Linked DNA regions of Homo sapiens: region 1 is linked to region 2. Evidence: chromatin contacts called from ENCODE Hi-C or POLR2A ChIA-PET data. All regions are on one chromosome and are shown on one strand. Each heading gives the region's core, a stretch centred on a gene start or an enhancer-like site at or near the end of the contact. The rest is flanking DNA. Distances are from core to core; before and after follow the strand shown. Region 1 holds the start of EOLA2 (endothelium and lymphocyte associated ASCH domain 2). Region 2 holds the start of MAGEA8 (MAGE family member A8).

Region 1 (4,318 bases), core at 314-2,813, 57 kb before region 2:
CCATCTGCTCCCACAGCGCTTTGCCACAGCCTCGCCCTGCTCCTCCTCCAGGAACGCCCGGCTTTCCCTCAGCTCCACCCTGCAGCTGAGCTGTGCACCAGGCCCTCCCACAGAGCTTTCTCGTGATTCCACCCTACACCTCCCCAAGCCGCCGCTCCCCTAAGCTGGTTCTCAGGAGTCCGCGGAGTCCTCCCGCAGCTGTTCCTCGCTCAATTGCCCACTGCCCCGGCCTGCTCCTCACACCACTGATGGCAAAGCCCCGACCCCAGACCCTCCCCAGTGGTTTCTCTCGGCCCGGCCCTACCCCGCCCCTCCAACGCCTGCTTCCAAGGCCCCGCCCCCAGCCCATCCTCAGCGGTTTCTCTCAGCTCCGCCCCGCCCCAGCCCCACCCGGCTCCTCCTGCGGCTGGTTAAAAGGCCCCGCCCCCAGCCGCTCCCCAATGGCTTCGCTCAGACCCGCCCTGCCCCGAACCCCCCCCTGCTTCTCCCGCGGCTGCCTCCGAAGCCCCGCCCCGCGCCGAGCCCCGCCTCTCCCCATCTCCTCCCTGTTTCTCCCGCGGGTGCTTCCAAAGCCCCGCCCCCAGCACCCCCCTCAGCGGTCTCTCTCAGCCCGATCCAACCCTTTTCTGAGCCCCGCCCTGTTTCTCCTGTGGCTGCGTGCAAACCCCACCCCCCAGCCCCACCCCAGAGGTTCCCCTCGGCCCTGCCCCGCCCCCCCAGCCCCGCTTCTCCAAAGGCTGTTTTCAAAGCCCCGCCCCCGAGCCCCTCCCCGGCGGTTCCCTCAGCCCCGCCCCACCCCTCCCCGAGCCCCAGCCCCCCCCGAACCCCGCCCCGCCCCACTCCTCCCCCAGCCCTGCCCTGCTTCTCCAGCACCAGCTTCCAAAGCCCCGCCCCCAACCCCTCCCCACTGGTTTCTTTCAGCCCCACCTTCCTCCTCTCACCAGCCCCCTCCCTCCCCGCGCTGGTTCTCAGGAGTCCGCGAGCTCCTCCTGCAGCCTCTCCTCGCCCAGATCGCCCATAGCCCCGCCCCCAATGGTTTCTCTCAGCCCCGCCCCACCCCCTCGAGTCCCCGCCCCATCCCAAGTCCCCGCCCCATCCCCTCAAGTCCCCGCCCCACTCTCAACCCCGCCCCAGCGGTTTCCTCACTCCCGCCCTTCCCCTCCCCCAGCTCCGCCCTCCTCCTCTCAGCCCCGCCCCCATCCCCTCCCCATTGGTTTCTCCCAGTTCCTTCCTGCTGGTCTCGCAGCTCTGGGCTTAAAAATCCTGCCTGGTGGTCTCGTCCCGCCCCTCCTCTTCCTCCCTCCGGTTCCTTTTCCTCCTTCCGGTTCTTGGTCTAGGCTGCCTGTCTCGAGCTCCCCGGCCTTGTCCTGGTTGGCTGGCGCGGGACAGGATCCGGTAAACTGAACAGCGTCTCCTTGTGGCAAGTGCGTGCGTACGTGCGTGGCGACGTCACTGCGTGGCTTCGTGAATACGTGGCTTCCTAGCGATTTGGCGGTGTATAGGCGTGGCTGAATACGGGCCTCCTGCGTACGTGCGTGGTGTACGTACGTGCGTGATTACGCGCACACGTACGTTCCTCATGAAAGGGACGACGGGAGCTGCATGAAAGCCGAAGTTATGGACCGCTAGCATCTGTCACTGGCCACCGGTTTCCGGGAGTAAGCGGCAGCTACCTTACAGCCCTGACACGAGCCGGGTGCTCTCTCTTCTCACCGCGGCCCACGTCTCCTCGCTGGCTCCGGTGGCCTCGCTGGGTCGCGAGGAGGCGGAGGACTGTACTCTGAGGCCAAAAGCCAGAGTCGGCCCTGAACGCCCACGACTCTCAGGGTCCAGAGGCCGTGAGACCGGCCGCGGCTGAAAGGTACCAGGGCCCCTGATGCCGGAGCCCGTGTGCTCGGCCCTCTTGCAGACGGTACTTGCGGGCTGGGGTTTCTTTCCCCTGGGTTTCGGGCAGAGAACCCGTGCGGGGCGCGCCCGAAGCGCCCTTTGGTGTCCCTTGCTCTCCCCATGGTCTCGGCCCCCCTCCTTCTAAGCGCGTGTACCCGCGACCTGCGTCTGCAAGTGCTGCTCCACACACAGCGGCCCCATCTCGGCCCGGTCTTCCCTGCCTCCCGCTTGGCCCCTGTGCTGTAAGCTCGCCTGGACCCCAGGCCGGGCGGTGCATAGCTCTGTGGCCTGTGGCCCCGTGCTCAGCATGACCTAACCAGAATTAAGCAGTGGACAATGGGATTTAGGCCCCCCAAACCCTCGTCCGATGACAATGGGAGGGGAAGTGTGATTTTTCTCCCCTCGGATGGAGCGTGCTCAGCTGTAGGAATGTGACTCAACTTGCTGAAATGATTTTCTGCTCTGCGGACTGGTGCACCCTGTGACCCAGACAGATGTGGAGGGTCCCACCGCTCTGATTAGCAGAACCAAACCGTGAGTGAGGTGCACATGTGTTACTCTTAGGACCGGCCCTCCCAGCTCTTGGTTTCCAATGCCTGCTGAGTAGAAGACCTTCCTAGGGCCATTAACCAGCTTTGCTGACTTGCATTTAATGACCTTTCCTCTTTATCTTCCTTGTTGTGCAGGTAAAGAAACCAAGTGGAAGAGTGTTTCCTCCTCTGGCCGTAAAGCAGGTACTCTCTGCAGCACCAGGTAGGAGGGGACTCAACCCCCTTCTTGCCTTTTCAGTTACATCAGTTCCTACTAGGGATTCCACACACACACAGTTGTTGTGATTTTGTGGTGATGACGAGAAAAGGGTTGGCTAAGAAACTGGGCGGCAGAAAAGAGGCAAACATTCACTGTAGCCATTTATCCCGATGGAAGTGGCCAGGCCCTGTGGGGGACATTCAGCCTCCGTCAGAAGTAATCCAGAACCAAGGAACCTGGTTATCTTTGGTCACTCATCAGAAGAATAATCATGCTCAGGGGCCACAAGTGTGTGAGGAAATGGCACCATGGATGGGTTGGTGGAGGGTACACGGGTGAGTCTTTGTGGAAAGTCATTTGCTGGCAGATATCAGCATCTTAGATGGGCGTGCCAGGCGGCCGAGGCATTTCCTTCAGCATGTCTTCACACAGCGAGTGTTAGAAGTAATGTCATTTCTAGTGGCAAAAGTGGGAAGCAACTTGTAACTCTCCATCAGTGGAGGAATGGTCAGGCAAATTATGAGACGACCAACAATGGGATATCACCCAGGCAGTGAAAAACAAGGTAGATGAAGATTGTCAGGTGGAAAGAATGGGCTTGATGTGCTGTCAAATGGCAAACTCGTGCCCTAGCCTGTGCAGATGTGTTGGGAACAGCAGTTTGCCAAGATGGCTGAAACAAAGGACCATAAAGGGGCTGGCTTAAAGAACAGACAATCATTGTCTCGCAGTTCTGGAGGATGGAAGTCTGAAATCAAAGTGGTGGCCAGGTTCGTTTGTTCTGTGGGCTGTGAAAGACAATCTGGTCTGTCCCTTTCTCTTAGCTGCAGGCGGCTGGCCGGCAATCTTTGGCACTCATTAGCTTGTAGAAGCATCTCCCTTATCTCTGCGTTTATCTTCTCATGGTGTTCTCCCTGTGTGCGTGACTGTCTCTCAAATCCCCCTTTTCATAAGGACGCCAGCCACATTGGATGCGGGTCCGCCCTGATGGCTTCAGTCTCACTTGATTGCCTCTGTAATGACTCTGTTTTTATATATAAGGCCACATTTTGAGGTGCTGGGGTTTAGGACTTCAACATACGCATTTTAAGAGGACACAATGCAACCCATCACAACTGACAAAGGCTCTGAGGTAGAAACAAGCTTGGCATGTTCCCTCAGGGGATGGAAGGCCTGTGTGGCTTCAGGGTGGTGAATAAAGGGGAGAGGAGAGGACGTGGCTGGGGTGGGAAACCAGATCAGGAGGGACCTTGAGTGCCCTGAGAGGAAGTGTGGATTCTGTGCTAGTTGGGGCAGGGAGCCCTTGAAAGGTTTCAGTAGAGGAGTGACATAATCTCATTGTCCCTGTACCAAGATCATTCCGATGGCAGTGTGGTCACAAGAGTGCAGAGGACAAGTGCTGGGGGGGGGTGGGGGTGCTATCAGGAGACTTCTTCAGAAGGCAGGGGGTTTTAGGGGATTGGATTGGGATTGTGGCCATAGAGATTATGGAAAGGGATCAGATTCAGTGTCGGTTTTGGACACAGTGCCACGGGATGTGGGCCGCAGATGTGGGAAAGAAAGGCAGGGCAGAGAGCAGCTAGGTCTGGGGCAGGAACACTGTAGCTGGTGATGCCACTCACAGAGGTGGAAGGGAGGTGGACTTGGTGGTGATGGTTGGGGTCCTGAGTATGTATGGGCC
Region 2 (4,204 bases), core at 300-2,799:
CTCCCCTTACCACCAAGACCTTATCTTCCTGCGTTTCCCCAACTTCCTGCCCACAGTACAGATGAGATCTCCACTTAGGGCCACCCTTGATCGGGTTCCCCCAGAGATAATAACCAAAGTTAGCCAGACTTTGTGGGGTCCCTTCTTTCCAGGCCAGGAGTACCCCCATTCATCACAAAGTGAGCACATCTTGGGTCCTGCAGATCCTGTGACCCCGTCCCTCTGTTGAACAGGTGTGGCTCCCTCTGCTGAGCTGAGGACGCCCTTCAGACCCAGGTTGCTACCTCCCTGAGACCCAGGAGGCAGAAGTAAGGAGGCACTACATGGACAACCCTGCATGGGATTCCCACGGCTGACAGAAGTAGTAGGTTTCATGGGGTCTTTCTCTGTCTGGGTGTCATCCAGGTATTCATATTTACTCCACGACAAGGCATGGCCCTTTCCTTCCTGCTGAACCGTGGATGTGTCTTGCATGCCAAGGCCACCATCTCCTTGAGGCCCCCTACCAGAAAGTGGGGGGGCCACATCCCTTCCCCACTGTCCTGCCTTGGGTGCCCAGACCTGAGAGTGGGAGCAGGTTTCCTAGGCCATGATGGGAGGTCTGCTGAGTCCTCCTTAAGGGCTCTGGGGCACCTCTCTCCAGTGATCTGAGACTCCACTCCTCAGACCACAGCTGTCTCCTTTCTGACACCCTGAAAATGCAGCAAGGATGCGCCACATGCAGCCACAGATCCTGGGACTTCCCAAGGCTGAGATCTCCACTGATCTGGAGTCCAAGGACCCCTGAGTCCTCCCTCTTCTTCTTCTCCTTGACTCCTGGCAGGGCTGTTCACCACCCCCCTGCTGACTTGAGTTTCAGTCCCTCGGATTCCTGAGGCCAAATGTGGAGGCCCCTCAGTCTCAGACAGGTAGGGTGGGCCCCCTGTCCTGGGGTCCTGGGTCCCCTCGGGCCTCCTCATCTCCCAGCATAGCCTGGGCCCTCCCTCTGCTCCTCTTGAGTCCGTGCTCATGAAGCCCCTTTGCTGCATCAGCCCCGGATGCGGACGTCAGAATCAGCGAGCCCGGCCGCCATGCCCGGCCGCCATGCCCGGCCGCCATGCCCGGCCGCCATGCCCGGCCGCCATGCCCGGCCGCCATGCCTAGGGCTTCCCAGGGCTGACAGTAGGGGCAGAGATGTGCTCTGTGGAGCCTCAGCCCTCCCTCAGGGTCCTGCCCTTGATGCCTGGCAGAACCTGGGCCCTGCCCTCTGCTAACCAGCCCTGCTCTGGTCACACCAAGCTCTCACTCCAGATTCCCCTGGGGCTTAAGCGCAGGGCTGGCGAGGGGTGGCCCAGCCAGACAAGTCTGCCCCCTGGTGGTCCAGGGCTGGCAGCAGGGGCGGCGCTAGATTATTTTGGGTCCTATATGAGGGGTGGGGGCCTCCTCAGTCCTCCCTCAGGGTCTCACCTTGCCTCCTCACAGACCCTGAGCCCGCTTCCCTCAGCCGATCTCAAGCCGACCCCTCAGAACCAGGCCCTCGCTTCTCTCTGATCCCCGCGGCCACGTCAGTGGCGTCACATCCGTCCACCCAGGGCTCACCTGGGTGGACAACAGGGGCGGAACCGGATTCTAGTGGGGCGGGGGATGAGGGAGGAGCGGTTCAGTCATCCCTCAAGGTTCTCACTTTGAGATCTGGCAGAGCCTGGAGCTCCGTACTCTGCTGATGGTGTCTGCTTCCCTCAGACCAAGGTTCTGATTCCGAGTCCCCTGAGGTGGCAGTGGGGGGAAGGGTGTGGTGGGGGGACAAGGCTGCTGGGGTCTTTCAGGGCTGACATGAGGGTCTGAGCTGAATTATGTGGCCCCTCTATGTGGTGTGGGTGGACCCTCAGTCCTCACTCAGGAGGGTCCTCTTCTTGACTCTTGGCTCTTTTAGGAGATACTCTGTTTCTGTCACCTCTGAGCATTTGCACAGCTGCACCCCTTGCAGAGAATGGCTGCGGGTCCCAGGCCAGATTCTCCCTGTGGGTTTGCAGCACCTAAGATTGTAGTGACCTCTGGGAGAAGAGGCACACCTTCCCACGGGGGCTCTTCCCCAGCTAGAAGAGGATTTTGCAAAACTTTTGTACTAAATGATTTATTTTTACACTGAAGAAACTGAGTAGCTGCAATAAATTTGTGGAAGTCCTGAGTTTTGAAGTTACCTAACAATTCCTATTCCACTTTAGTGATTTTCATAATTTAATTCGCATTCGTATAGTAAGAAACGAATTTTAAATCTATGCCAATTGTATATGTGCATTATATTTATGTTTATATGCATAAACACATATGTATGTATATGTTTATATTATATATGTGTAATTATATGAATGTATGTGTATATATCTTTACATATATTTATACATATATGTATGTCGACTATACGTACTTATTTTATCAAACAATATCTACTCATACAATGTGTGATTCACTCATACTATTCTATTTCTAGTTCATTATATATATTTGATTAAAATAATAGTATTTTGGAAGGTAGTCCTAACCTACTCTTTGTTTCTAGTTGTTATTAGCAGAATTCTGGAGCCATGGTGTCTCAATCAATCCAATTTTCCTGGTGTCCTGATATTACCCCTGGGCTACTGGCTTCGTGTTTTGAGGTGCAGACTCGGATCCTACATTGATGTGGGGTGGTCCTTTAAAACTTTTCCTGCAACTCACCCTGTCGTCTGCAGTGGCTGCAGACCTCCTCAACCTCCCTGCCTCTCCAACTGCCCAGAACACAAGTACCAGTTCAACACAGTTTTTTCCCCAGGGTTTTCTATGTTTTGTTGTTTAGACTTTGTTGCTGATATTGTTGTTTTATTTTTCTTTTTCCCTTCTATATTTTTACACAGTTGATTTTGGGAGTAGAGCACAGCAGCCTGGGCTTGATTGTCACTTTGGCAGCTACAGGTAGGCATTAACTGTTTATTTAATTTAAGTAAGATTTACACCTTTGCTGTATTCTATTCCTCATCAGTGAACATCATATACTACTCCATTTATTTGGGAATTTTTTCTCTGAATCTGTCAGCAAACTTGTACAGTTGCTTCTGTAAATGTCTTGCATATTTTGGTTAGGCTTCTTCTTCTTTATATTTTGGATTTAAATGCTGTTGGGGATGGTATATTTTTCATTTTATGTTCTAAGTTGCTCATCTGTGACAAGTCTCTTGTATTCGCTGCAGTGGTCTTTGTATGCTGTCTTCTGAAGTCTCTTATTCATTTGAATGTTCCATGTGTCTCTTCCTTTGAATTTTCTTGATGGTCATATTGTGAAAAATATGATCTATTTCTTTTCAATCTTCATACCTCTTTTTCATCTTGATATCCATAGCTCTCTTTTTCATTTCAGCATTCACTGCAGCTGTGAACGGTAGCAGTGAAAGCATACATCAATGACTTGCTCCTGACGAGAATGGGAATGCTTCTAACATTTCACATTCAAGTATGTTTCCTGTCAGTTTTAGAAAATTAAAGTGCCTTTTAATCTTCATTTGCTAAAAATGTTAATTTGAAAATATGATAAAATTCATTTCAGAGGCTTTTTCTGTATTTTTATTCCTTGCATACGAGCTGCTTGTTCATTAGTCCACTGTTGTGTTGAATATACAATTATCTATTTAGGACATTTGCTGCAATATGAGTGAACACTTGGCTCATATGTTCTTTTTATAAAGGCTGGATGTCTTTATCTTTTTTTCCCCCCCAATGCAGGAGAAGGAGCCTTGGAGAATTCGTTGAATAATTGCCCGTATTTTGGGATTATTTGGAAGAGTTAATATGGTGATTCGTTTTCCCTGACCACTTGGGGGAACTGACCCACAAAACTGCCTGCCTTAGAACGGTAGAGGGTGGATTGAGCTTTAAATACATTTTCAGTTTGTGGACGTACCATTGGTTTTATCCATTCACCAATTGGAAAAAGTATTGATTGTCAATTTCAAATAAGCTGCTATATATGTTTTTGTGTACGTGATTTTGTGTGTATGAACCTGTTTCCAATTTTCCTTGATAAAACCTAGGAGTACAATTGCTGTGTGTAATGGTAAGTCTAAGTTTTGCTATATTAGAAATAGCCAAAGCCCCTTCTAGAGTGAATGTGTTCTTTTTCTTCTCTACCAGCAATGAAAGAGAATGCCACATCTTTTGTACAATTTGGTATTTTCAGGTTGTTGCATTGTAT

Evidence for each region. Hi-C counts contacts between places; a loop is a spot of excess contacts on that map. ChIA-PET counts read pairs that join two places held with the same protein, here RNA polymerase II (POLR2A). Pooled maps may share reads with other maps.
Region 1: a map of natural killer cell shows a loop between it and region 2 (4-fold over the local background). The contact joins the promoter of EOLA2 here to the promoter of MAGEA8 in region 2. A Hi-C loop is called at or near these places in 2 of 168 maps with a recorded cell type or tissue (K562 and natural killer cell), 12 of 37 single-sample maps with no recorded cell type and 10 of 50 pooled maps. POLR2A ChIA-PET finds 5 or more read pairs at or near these places in 4 of 52 experiments (HEK293T, OCI-LY7, PC-3 and 1 more).

What each region holds. Positions count from the first base shown.
Region 1 is chrX:149,935,736-149,940,053 of GRCh38, reverse strand. EOLA2 (endothelium and lymphocyte associated ASCH domain 2) reads left to right here and starts at 1,563. Exons shown (of 5, transcript NM_001013845.2): 1 at 1,563-1,861; 2 at 2,574-2,621. EOLA2-DT (EOLA2 divergent transcript) reads right to left here and starts at 1,506. Exons shown (of 12, transcript NR_027456.1): 1 at 1,268-1,506. RefSeq lists silencers at 318-377, 658-737, 848-1,117.
Region 2 is chrX:149,878,528-149,882,731 of GRCh38, reverse strand. It overlaps MAGEA8 (MAGE family member A8), which reads right to left and starts at 1,549. Exons shown (of 3, transcript NM_005364.5): 1 at 1,447-1,549. MAGEA8-AS1 (MAGEA8 antisense RNA 1) reads left to right here. Exons shown (of 5, transcript NR_102703.1): 2 at 234-364; 3 at 2,874-2,931; 4 at 3,374-3,466; 5 at 3,736-3,969. It overlaps LINC00850 (long intergenic non-protein coding RNA 850), which reads right to left. Exons shown (of 3, transcript NR_109813.1): 3 at 2,933-3,385.